2 separate regions of the Homo sapiens genome follow, and region 1 is linked to region 2. A link is a loop called in an ENCODE intact Hi-C map of the cell type or tissue named here. Cell type or tissue: PC-9. All regions are shown on one strand. Each heading gives the region's core, and the rest is flanking DNA. Links, peaks and the distances in the headings are about the cores only. Region 1 holds the start of CCDC160 (coiled-coil domain containing 160). Region 2 overlaps PHF6 (PHD finger protein 6).

What was found. Peaks named below come from ENCODE experiments on the same cell type or tissue, not always from the same donor. Only the 100,000 strongest peaks of a DNase experiment are listed, where the experiment ranks them.
Region 1: a loop joins it to region 2, with 5 times the contacts of the local background. A loop is called at or near these places in 5 of 110 quality-filtered maps.

Annotation. Positions count from the first base shown.
Region 1 is chrX:134,233,055-134,238,435 of GRCh38, forward strand. CCDC160 (coiled-coil domain containing 160) reads left to right here and starts at 4,128. Exons shown (of 3, transcript NM_001353453.3): 1 at 4,128-4,289. In PC-9, for the core only: no CTCF peak of the experiment used is centred there; DNase peaks (open chromatin) are centred at 2,397 and 4,077; H3K4me3 peaks cover 1,718 bases.
Region 2 is chrX:134,394,337-134,399,717 of GRCh38, forward strand. All of the region lies in intron 5 of PHF6 (PHD finger protein 6), which reads left to right. Among named protein-coding and RNA genes, the nearest start is that of PHF6, 24 kb to the left of the region's middle. In PC-9, for the core only: CTCF peaks have their summits at 2,048 (motif pointing left) and 2,249; a DNase peak (open chromatin) is centred at 2,095.

The sequences.
Region 1 (5,381 bases), core at 246-5,245, 160 kb before region 2:
TGCAATCAAGTTAAGATGAGGTCATATTGGATTAGGGTGGGCCCTAGGCCAACAACTGGCATGCTTATAAGAGGAGGAGAATTTGGGCACACAGACACACACAGAAGGAGGATGGCCATGTGAAGACACACAGACACATAGGGAGAAGACCATGGGAAGACGGAGGCAGAGATTGGAGTGATGCATCTGCAAGCCGTGCAGGGTTGAGGATTGCTGGCAACCACCAGAAGCTAGGAGAGACAGATTCTCACTCAGAGCCTCTAGAAGGAACCCACTTCAAACCACCTTAGTTTTGGGCTTCTAGGCCTCCAGAACTGTGAAAGAATAAGTGTCTGTTGCTTTAAGCCACCCAGTTTGTGATACTTCATTATGGCAGCTGTAGGAAAAGAATACAGCGGGCAAGTGTAGAAGCAGGAGGCTATTGCAAGGTCCAGTCAAAAGATGATGAGGGCCAGAGGAGGGGTGGTAAAGGCGGAAATGGTGAGAAGCTGTCAGATTCTGCTCTGTTGCCCAGGCTGGAGAAGCTGTCAGATATTAGGAAGGTACGGCCAACAGAATTTGCTGATGTATAGGATGTGGGGTGTGATAAATGTTAGCTATTATTATTATCTGCACAAATAGTTTATCCACATATAATATATGCTTATAGGCCAGGTGCAGTGGCTCACGTCTGTAATCTGAGCACTTTGGGAGGCTGAGGCGGGTGGATCACCTGAGGTCAGGAGTTTGAGACCAGCCTGGCCAACGTGGTAAAACCCCGTCTCTACTAAAAATACAAAAAATTAGACAGGTGTGGTGGCACACGCTTAAATCCCAGCTTCTTGAGAGGCTGAGGCAGGAGAACCGCTTGAACCCGGGAGGCAGAAGTTGCAGTGAGTTGAGATCACGCCACTGCACTTCAGCCTTGGCGACAGAGTGAGACCCCGTCGCAAAAAAAAAAAAAATATATATATATATAATTATATATATATATAATATTATATATATATATACACATACTTATAAATGTATATGTTTTCATTGCCCCAAATAGCCCAGGTTTGAGGCTACTGAAACTAGGATCATTTTCCAGGGCAATCAAAAGTAGCCTATTTTGCTGCATGATCCAAGAAAAAAATCACATTACTTCTCTGAGTCTCAGTCTCCCACGTGGTGAAATGAGAAGGTTGGGCTCCATTGTATGACTGTATAATTCTATTAATACAATATCAAGTGCTTTGTTGCCTTAGTATTGGTAAATCTTCCAGAGGATAGTAAACGTTTTCTGACTTACATATTTGAAAACCTATCTCCAAGTCTGCAGTAGCTTTGAATAACAAAACTCTCTGTCCTAATCGTTGTTGATCCTCTGCCATTTGATACCGATGGTACAAGGAGTGACCCACCATATTTAAAAAGATAATTACGGCAAGACCAAGGTAATCTTTGTGCCTTTTATTCACGAATATGGGGGTGGTGTGGAGTTGCTTGGTGAGAATCTGAAACTCTACCTGAAATAAAGGTTTGGAATTCTGGGTCTCAAGATTTCTGACTCCATTTTCCAGAACACACCCTGAATTATCACCATCAGTGTGTTTGTATTTATATTTTAGGAAAGTGATGAATGTATAAGGCAATATAATAATAAGAATAGCAAACAGTTGTATAGGATTTATTCTGTGTCAAGTACCGTTCTAAGGGTCTTAAAAACATTAACTCACTTGATCCTCACAACACTCATGAGTTAAGTCCAATTAGTATTCCCATTGTACAAATGAGGAAAGTGAGGCACGGAGCAATTAAGAAAGATTCCTTTATTATAAGGGATCTTACCTCCAGCAGAAATAAATGGGATCCTTTTAAAATAATTAAAACAAATGATAGGCCAGGTGCGGTGACTCATGGCTGTAATCCCAGCACTTTGGGAGGCCAAGGCGGGCGGATCACTTGAGGTCAGGAGTTCAAGTTCAGCCTGGCCAACATGGAGAAACCCTTTCTCTACTAAAAATTAAAAAATTTAAAAATGAGCCAGGCATGGTGGTGCGGGCCTGTAGTCCTAGCTACTCTGGAGGCTGGGGCAGGAGAATCACTTGAACCGGGAAGGCAGAGGTTGCAGTGAGCTGAGATCGCACCACTGCACTCTAGCCTGGGTCTGCACTCCAGACTCTGTCTCAAAAAAAAAAAAAATACATGGAAGATGCACGGCAATTTGGAGACTCAACGTCAAGGAAAGAAGTTCTGTCAGAATCCCACAAATTAATTCTGAAGGAGTCAGTCAATAATAAAACACACATTGACATTAGGACTCTTCCTACCTCCAACCCTTGTTGACTTTGGTTCTCTAAGGAGGAAAAAGGTGATTGAGAACTAGGCCTCAGGGCACCTGGAAGAAGCTTTGCCAGCTCTCAAACACCTGTTACATCCGGTTCCCAAGAAGTTTTGAAGCTTTGAAATGTATCCTGGTATTGTTCCTAAGTCACTCCCTTGCTAGGTCCTTGATAAATTAGACTGGCACGTTTAAAAAATTCTTAAACCTCCTTTCACTTGAGATCCCAAAGCCAATATTTCCTTTCACCCTAATGCTTCCTAGAAAATACTAGCTTTCCTAAGAATCACTCTTGTTACTATTTCAGACACCCCAGACCCACGGTTTCAGGTCCCACAGCCTGGGTCAAGTCCATCGTGGTGATGGAAGAATTAGTACTGGGCAACCAGGCTAATCAAAATCTGAGAAGATATTTATTTATTTATTTATTTAGAGATGGAGTCTCACTCTGTCACCCAGGCTGGAGAGCAGTGGTGCAATCTCGGCTCACTGCAACCTCCGCCTCCCAGGGTCAAGTGATTCTCATGCCTCAGCCTCCCGAGTAGCTGTGACTACAGATGTGTGCCACCACACCAGGCTAATTTTTTGGTAATTTTTAGTAGAGATGAGGTTTCACCATGTTGGCCAGGCTGGTCTCGAACCCCTGACCTCAGGTGATCCACCCACCTCGGCCTCCCAAATTGCTGGGATTACAGGCATGAGCCACCGCGCCCGGCCTATTTATTTATTTTTTGAGATGGAGTCTCGCTCTGTCACCCAGGCTGGAGTGCAGTGGCATGATCTCAGCTCACGCCTCCCAGGTTCCAGCAATTCACCTGCCTTAGCCTCCCGAGTAGCTGGGACTACAGGTGTGCACCACCACGCCAGGCTAATTTTTGTGCTTTTAGTAGAAATGGGTTTCAGCATGTTGGCCAGGCTGGTCTCAAACTCCTGACCTCAGGTAATCCGCCCACCTCGGCCTCCCAAAGTGCTGGGATTACAGGTGTGAGCCACTGCGCCTGGCCTAAGTCTAAGAAGATCATTTATTGATTCAACAAAATACAATGTTTAAAATCTATAACACAGTGAAAAGCATGGGCTTGTCACCCAACCAAATCCTGGAAGTTGTGAGCAAACTTTGAAGTAGGAAGACAGTACTTTGGGGACAAATAAAAGGAAACAATTTCACACTGTCAGTAGTGTGGAACTAGTTGCCCCCAATGGGTTTTAAATTCAAGTAGGGTGCAAGAGTGGTTTAGAGAAATTCCTGAGTGGCAAATGAGGAAACCATGGGCTCTCTGAGATACAAGCCCAGTCTTCCGTAGGGGCATAGCCACGGCACAATGCTCTCCTGACCTAACGTCCTTAAAACCTTGGTCAGAAGTCAGACCATTGTGCTAATGCGTGAGGGTGTGCGTGGGGATGGAGGGTGGGGTGGAACTCCTGCATAGTTAGCAACCCTGCACCAAATCCTGGCAACCTTCCAGAGCAAACCCTCCACCATGTCATGCTAATAACAGCAGACCTAGGAACTGACCCTATGCCACGCCGTCTGGACCCGCATACAGTCATAGTGTCCAGGTGGCTTTGTGAGTCACCCAGACCCTCCGAAATAATCCCACTGCGGGTGGGGCTGCCTTGCAGTTTCTGGCCCCTTCCCACCCTGACTCAGCTTTCCTTCCACGAGCTCCTATTTCTTGCCGGGCAGAAGCCGCCGCGGTACCCGCTTCACCGGGCATGCTCAGTCCTCCGGCCAGGCTTTGACTGCGGGACGCCAGCGTCCGGCCCCCTGCGCGCGTCCGGAGTCCGGGTCCCTTTAAATCGGGCAGGCTCGTTGCTAGGCAACCGCGCGGCCCGCGCTGGCGCTGCACTGCGGTGGCTCAGCCCGGAGCCGGCCCGGCGGGGTCGCGGTGGCCAGAGCCGAACGGGGGGCTGCCGCGCGCGGGTGGTGGTTGTCTTTGAGGAAGAGAGGTTCGGGCTCTCCAGACGGCATCCACGCTTCCAGGTATGTCTGCGGACGGGAAAGCCCGGGCTCCCCCGGGCTCGCCCCTCTTCTTCCCGGACACAGGGGGCGAAGGGGCGGGGAGCCAGGGGCAGGCGCCCAGGTCCGCACCCCAACCCCCACTGCAAGTTATTTCTGTCCTTAGAGCCCCAGGCCGGGGCTGGAGAGCGTTTGGGAGGGAAAGGACCAGGACGTGGGAGTGGCAGTGCGGAAAGAGGAGTGGGGTCAGGCCTCTCCCGCCGCCCGCCAGCGACTAGGTCGGGACTGGGGAGGTGGAAAGTGTCACCTGCAATGGGGACCGAAGCAGCGCCCCGACCCCGAGCCACCTTCTCTCCTCGGGAGGCAACGATGGCAGGAGTTTCAGTTAACAATTTACAGAGAAAACTCCCAAACTATGCATACAAAGATACAGCTTTGTAGCAAGAATGTGACTCTCATACTAATAAAGTCTCAGCCTTCGGAATTAAGGTGACTCCCCGTATCTTTTCTTCTAGAAGGAATAACTTCACACTAATAACAAAGAACTGGGGAGTAATAAGCATTCACGGGGCCCAGTTTTCAATGGTACTTTTCTTCCCCCTCAATAGCTGCCAAGCAATAGAGAAGACAATTTGTCCCGGGAAGTGGACACTTTGGCCCATATATTAGGACCCTGACAGATGAAGGCAAAAATCAGGATGACTTCCCTTTTCGATGTTTTTTTGTTTGTTTGTTTCAAATTAACTACACTCTGAGGGAGGGAGGCAAGGCCTGGGCTCCAGCCTTTTGCTAATGCGGTTCCTGGCGTGCTCATTAACAACAAGCCAGGGTGGCTCCTTTGCTCAATAGGTGCTAAAAGTGAGGAGGTACTGTGTTGAATAAAATTTCCTCATGATTCTTGTCCCATTTGATATCTGTATGGCTTGGGGAAGGAAGACTTAGTGGCATAATAGTTGGGGAAATGGGTTGACAAAAAGAGAAATTACCTCTTAGTGTCTGGTATCACATTTCAGATAGACCAAATGACATTCTAAATATATCACTTGTCTTTTTTTTTTTTTTTTTTTTTTTGAGGCGGAGTCTTGCTCTGTTGCCCAGGCTGGAGTGCAGTGGCGC
Region 2 (5,381 bases), core at 140-5,139:
TTGGCCAGGCTGGTCTTGAACTCTTGACCTCGTGATCCACCTGCCTCAGCCTCCCAAAGTGCTGGGATTACAGGCGTGAGCCATCGTGCCCGACCAAGATCTGAACTTTTAAGAAAACTTTTACCCCAAAGTCCTTGTAAAGTATATGCTGAAAATCTATCTTTAGTAAGAAATTATGCTGGTGGCTGCGTGTTTCATTTCTTTGTGTTTTTTTTTTTTTGTGAGACAGAGTCTCGCTGTGTTGCCCAGGCTGGAGTGCAGTGGCGTGATCTTGGCTCACTGCAAGCTCCGCCTCCCGGGTTCACATCATTCTCTGCCTCAGCCTCCCGAGTAGCTGGGACTACAGGTGCCCGCCACCACGCCTGGCTAATTTTTTGTATTTTTAGTAGAGATGGGGTTTCACCGTGTTAGCCAGGATGGTCTTGATCTCTTGACCTCGTGATCCGCCTGCCTTGGCCTCCCAAAGTGCTGGGATTACAGGCGTGAGCCACTGCGCCCGGCCTCGTTTCTTTTCTGTTTTCTTTTTCTTTTTTTTTTTTGAGACGGAATCTCGCTCTGTTGCCCAGAGTGCAGTGGCACAATCTCGGCTCACTGCAACCTCTGCCTCCTGGGTTCAAGCGATTCTCCTGCCTCGGCCTCCTGAGTAGCTGGGATTACAAGCACCCGCCACTACGCTTGGCTAATTTTTGTATGTTTAGTAGAGACGGGATTTCACCATGTTGGCCAGGCTGGTCTGGAACTCCTGACCTCAGGTGATCCACTCACCTCGGCCTCCCAAAGTGCTGGGATTACAGGCGTGAGCCACTGTGCTCGGCCAGCTGCGTGTTTCTTTAAGGATGATAAATGGGATCCTTGATACTGTCATATTATAAATGATGTGAGCTTGGTAATAGTAGTACATTTTGTGATCACCAGGCTTTCTGTTATATTTTTATTCACATCTGTAGTACTTTAAAAAATGCCAATGTGTTAATAAGTAACCAAATTTAAAATACAAACTTTAAAAATTATTTAATAGTTTGTTTCTACTTAAATTTATATAAAACCAGGTTAGTCATGTTTATATATAGTTAGCCAAGTTGAACTTGGTCTGTAAAAAGTATGCGAAAACTCTGATACTGAGTTCTGACTTGTTTCAAACCTTTTCAAACAGATGGTTTTGATACTTTTACTAGCAATATAAAATGGCTTAGATGTAATCTGCGATTGTTCTATCCCTTCATTTAGATTAGAGATCTTTAAAATTTTTGTTCGCTTTTGAGAATATGTTGCTTAGAATTATAATGGTTTGAGCACTGTTGTTTTAGGAAGCTGTTTCTTTTATGAAGATTTACCTAATTATTGGTATTCGCATGTTAAAATTGGTGGCCCTTTTTGATCTCTAGATCTTGGCTTTTATAATACAAAACAATATAGTTTCCACTTCTGGACTCGAGATTAGTCCAGATACTTTAAAGTGTTGGTTAAAAATACAGTCGTTAGCAAAATCTAGTCTTTAAGGTAAACATGCTGGATAAATAATAATTTTTTTGAGGTGATAAAATATGACGGAAAAAACCTTAGTAGTGCTTTTCTTCTGTTTTCTCCTCACTGAATTCTAGAATTGAATTGGAAAATCCTTTGTGAAAGATTGAGTACGCTTTTCCACCTTCCATTATTTCAGATTTTAACAGTGCATTTATTTCATTCTCTTTAAGACTGTAGTGGCCCTATATGGTTTTTTTCTTAATCTATTTTTAATTTTTGTGAGTACAGAGTAGGTGTGTATTTATGGGGTACATGAGATATTTTGATACAGGCACACAATGTGAAATAAGTACATCATGGAGAATGGGGTATCCATCCCTATTTCAAACAATCCAAGTTAAGCTGAGGATTGAGACTATGTTATGCTGTATGTTAAGCTGAGAATTGAGACTCATGATCTGATGAATACAAGTATGAGCACACTGAGACAGGATATTTGAGATAATTAAGAAGGATGATTAATATATACTGATTATGTAGATAGCTCCCATTTTATTCCCTGGATTTCTGAAGCTGACAGTACCATCTAGTGGTAGGGAGAAGTCACTGCAAACTATATAAAGTAGAATAATTTTGGCCATGTTTTAGCACTGTGACACTTAATAGAGATCTAAATTCATACTTTTCAAGACAACTTTTCTTTTACTGTAACTGGCAGCATTATTATAACTTCAGATTTGTGCTACAATTAATTTGAATTTGGGATTCGATGTGTACGTCTATAGAACAATGGGCGGGGGGCTTGTATCATTTTTATATATAGTGTGTTTATACTCATTGTGGACCTTGAAAGAATAATTTTATAATTTAAAGTATTAAAGCTTTATATTTATTGATTTCTGGCTTTTATCACATTGATCTAGCTCAAATTTAGTTGATTTTGAGTGCTTTGTCAGAAACAGAACTTCCAATTATTCCATTGTTCTAATGGGAAACATATGTTCTCCTTTACGATCATGGTTTATGATGGGAGGTTATAGGATTGTATTTCAGGGACTGTCTTTTAAGAATTGTACTGCACTAAAAAAAAAAAAAAAAGAATTGTACTGCACTAGTCTCCAGAACAAAGATGAATTAATATCTATGGTAATGTCTTGGTCATTTGCCATCTGTGGCTCAATACTTACTTTGCTAATACTTAATATGATAAATGCTATTAATATATAATTCATTCTGCCATGTTAGCTTTATATAAAATGAGCTGTTTTGAAATATTAAATTTGAGAATAATTGCATAATATAGCAATTCAATTTTCCCATCACAAATAAAATATTATTGAATATTAAATACCTAAAACCTATGTCATCAGTTTTGCTTCAGGAAAAAATGGACTGTGAATTTGAAAAGCAATTTTAAAAATCTATATGGAGTTTATAACTATCATTATGTCACTAGGTTATTAGAATGCCCGTCCCAGGAACTGTATGTATTTACCTGTTAGTGGTGATGGGCTTAGATAAGTTGCCTATAAAATGATTCGAAACATATAAGAAAGCATTTCTGGGCTGGCACGGTGGCTCACTCCTGTAATCCCAGCACTTTGGGAGGCCAAGGCTGGTGGATCACCTGAGGTCAGGAGTTGGAGACCAGCCTGGCCAACATGGTGAAACCCCGTCTCTACTAAAAATACAAAAATTAGCTGGGTATGGTGGCACACATCTGTAATCCCAGCTACTCAGGAGGCTGAAGCGGGAGAATTGCTTGAACCCAGGAGGCGGAGGTTGCAGTGAACTGAGATTACGCCATTTGCACTCCAGCCTGGGTGACAGAGCAAGACTTGGTCTCCAAAATAAAAAGAAAGCATTTCTGATAAAAAAAATATCTCCCCTATCAATGGTGACAGTTAACTGAGGACAGAGTCCTTCCGGAATTATATACAAGCTAGTAAATATATTTCAGCTACTATTTTCCAGGCCTGTTAGGTAATTGGAGATATAGGGATAAATTAGATGGGTCTCTGCCCCAAAGAGCTTGAAGTCTAATATGAGAGATGTACATTAAATAAATAGTTGCACAATTAATAGGTTACAATTGTAATAAATGCCATGAATGAGAAATTAGAGTGCCATGAGCAAATGTTTGGGGGGACCTATGAGGAAATTTCATTTAAATTAAGTCTTAAAAGACTAAAGAGGATTGGAGGCACATTCTATGCAGAAGGAACAGGATCTTTGAAGACTTAGACAGGAAGGAACTTGATGCTTCCAAGGAATTGATAGAAAGCTATGTAAGTAAAAGATAGATAGAGGCAGGCATGGTGGTTCATGCCTGTAATCCCAGCATTTTGGGAGGCTCCAGTGAGGAGATGGCTTGAGGCCAGGAGTTTAAGACCAGCCTGGACAACATAGCGAGACCCTCTCTCTACAAAAATTTTAAAAATTAGCTGAGTATGGTGTGCACCTGTAGTCCCAGCTACTCGGGAGGCTGAGGCAGGAGGATTACTTGAGCCCAGAATTTCAAGGCTGCAGGGAGCTACAATCATGCCACTGCACTCCAGCCTAGGCAACAGAGTGAGACCCTGTCTCTTATTCAAACAAACAAAAATGATAGGTAGAGTGGCATATGAGGTTGGGAGAAGAATACATGGGCCACAATGGTAGGGATTTTGAATATTATCCTAAGAACAGCAAGAGGTAATTGAGGGTTTTAAGCAAAGAGAATGGCTTGTTGCAGGAATCCTGGTTAGTAGTGATAGAAGGCTTGGACTAGAGTTGTAACTACGGAGATGAGCAGAAGTAGACAAATTTGAGAGAGTGTTTGAAGATAGAATTGATGGGACTTAGTAGGTGCATCCAATATAGGGATAAGGGAAAAGAGATATTGGAGATGACTCCAAGGTTTCTGGCGTATCCAAATGGGTGACGGAGGGTGCCACTTGCTTAGATAACAGGAGAGGTAAAGTAAGCTTATGGGGAAAGTTGATGAGTTAAGTTTGAAAGATCAAGTTTGAGGTACCTATGAGCTAGCTAAGTGGGGATATCAGAGAAGCAGATGGATTGATTATATGGTTCTTGTTCTCAGAATAGAGATCTTGGCTAGAGATAGAAATTTGCCAAGTGTGAGTATAGATAATTGCATCCTTGTGAGTGGAGGAAAAATCCCCTAAGGAGAGCGTTCAGAAGAGGAAAGGGCCTAGGACTGAGCCTTGAGGAACTTTAACAATTAAAGGCTTGGTATAGAAGGATGGGCCTGCAAAGGGAGAGAAAAAGAATGGCTAGAGAGGTAGGAGGAAAGTCAGATTAGTGTTACATCCTGGAAACCAAAGGAAGGAAGAGAGTAGTTCCTGAAGGAACCAAATGGTCAACTTCGTGGGCTGTTGAAAAAGTATCCATTGGATTCAGTGACAACGGAGCCATGGGTGACCTTAGAAAATAGATTGGGTAGAGTAATAGGGGTAAAAGCCGTATTGATATGCACCTCGATAAATGGGAAGTGAGAAATTGGAGATTTGTGGCATGGCATGTTACATACATGTCAAAATCCATAGAATGTACCACACTAAGAGTACCCTAATGTAAACTGTGGACTTCAGGTGATAATAATATGCCTATATTTGTTCATCCATTGTAACAAATGTACCACTCTGGTGTAGGATGTTAATAGTAACACGGGTAAGCCTCCTAATATGTTTGCTTGTAAAGGGGCAGGGAATAGTTAGAAGGAAGTTAAAGGGTGGCTTTTTTCCCTTAATTAATAGACTTTATTTTTAGAACAGTTTTAGGTTTATAGCAAAATTGAGCACAAAGTACAGAGTTCCTGTATATCTCCTGTTCCCCAACCCCTAACATACACACACACACACACAGACACACACACACACAGACACACACACACACACACACACAGCCTATCC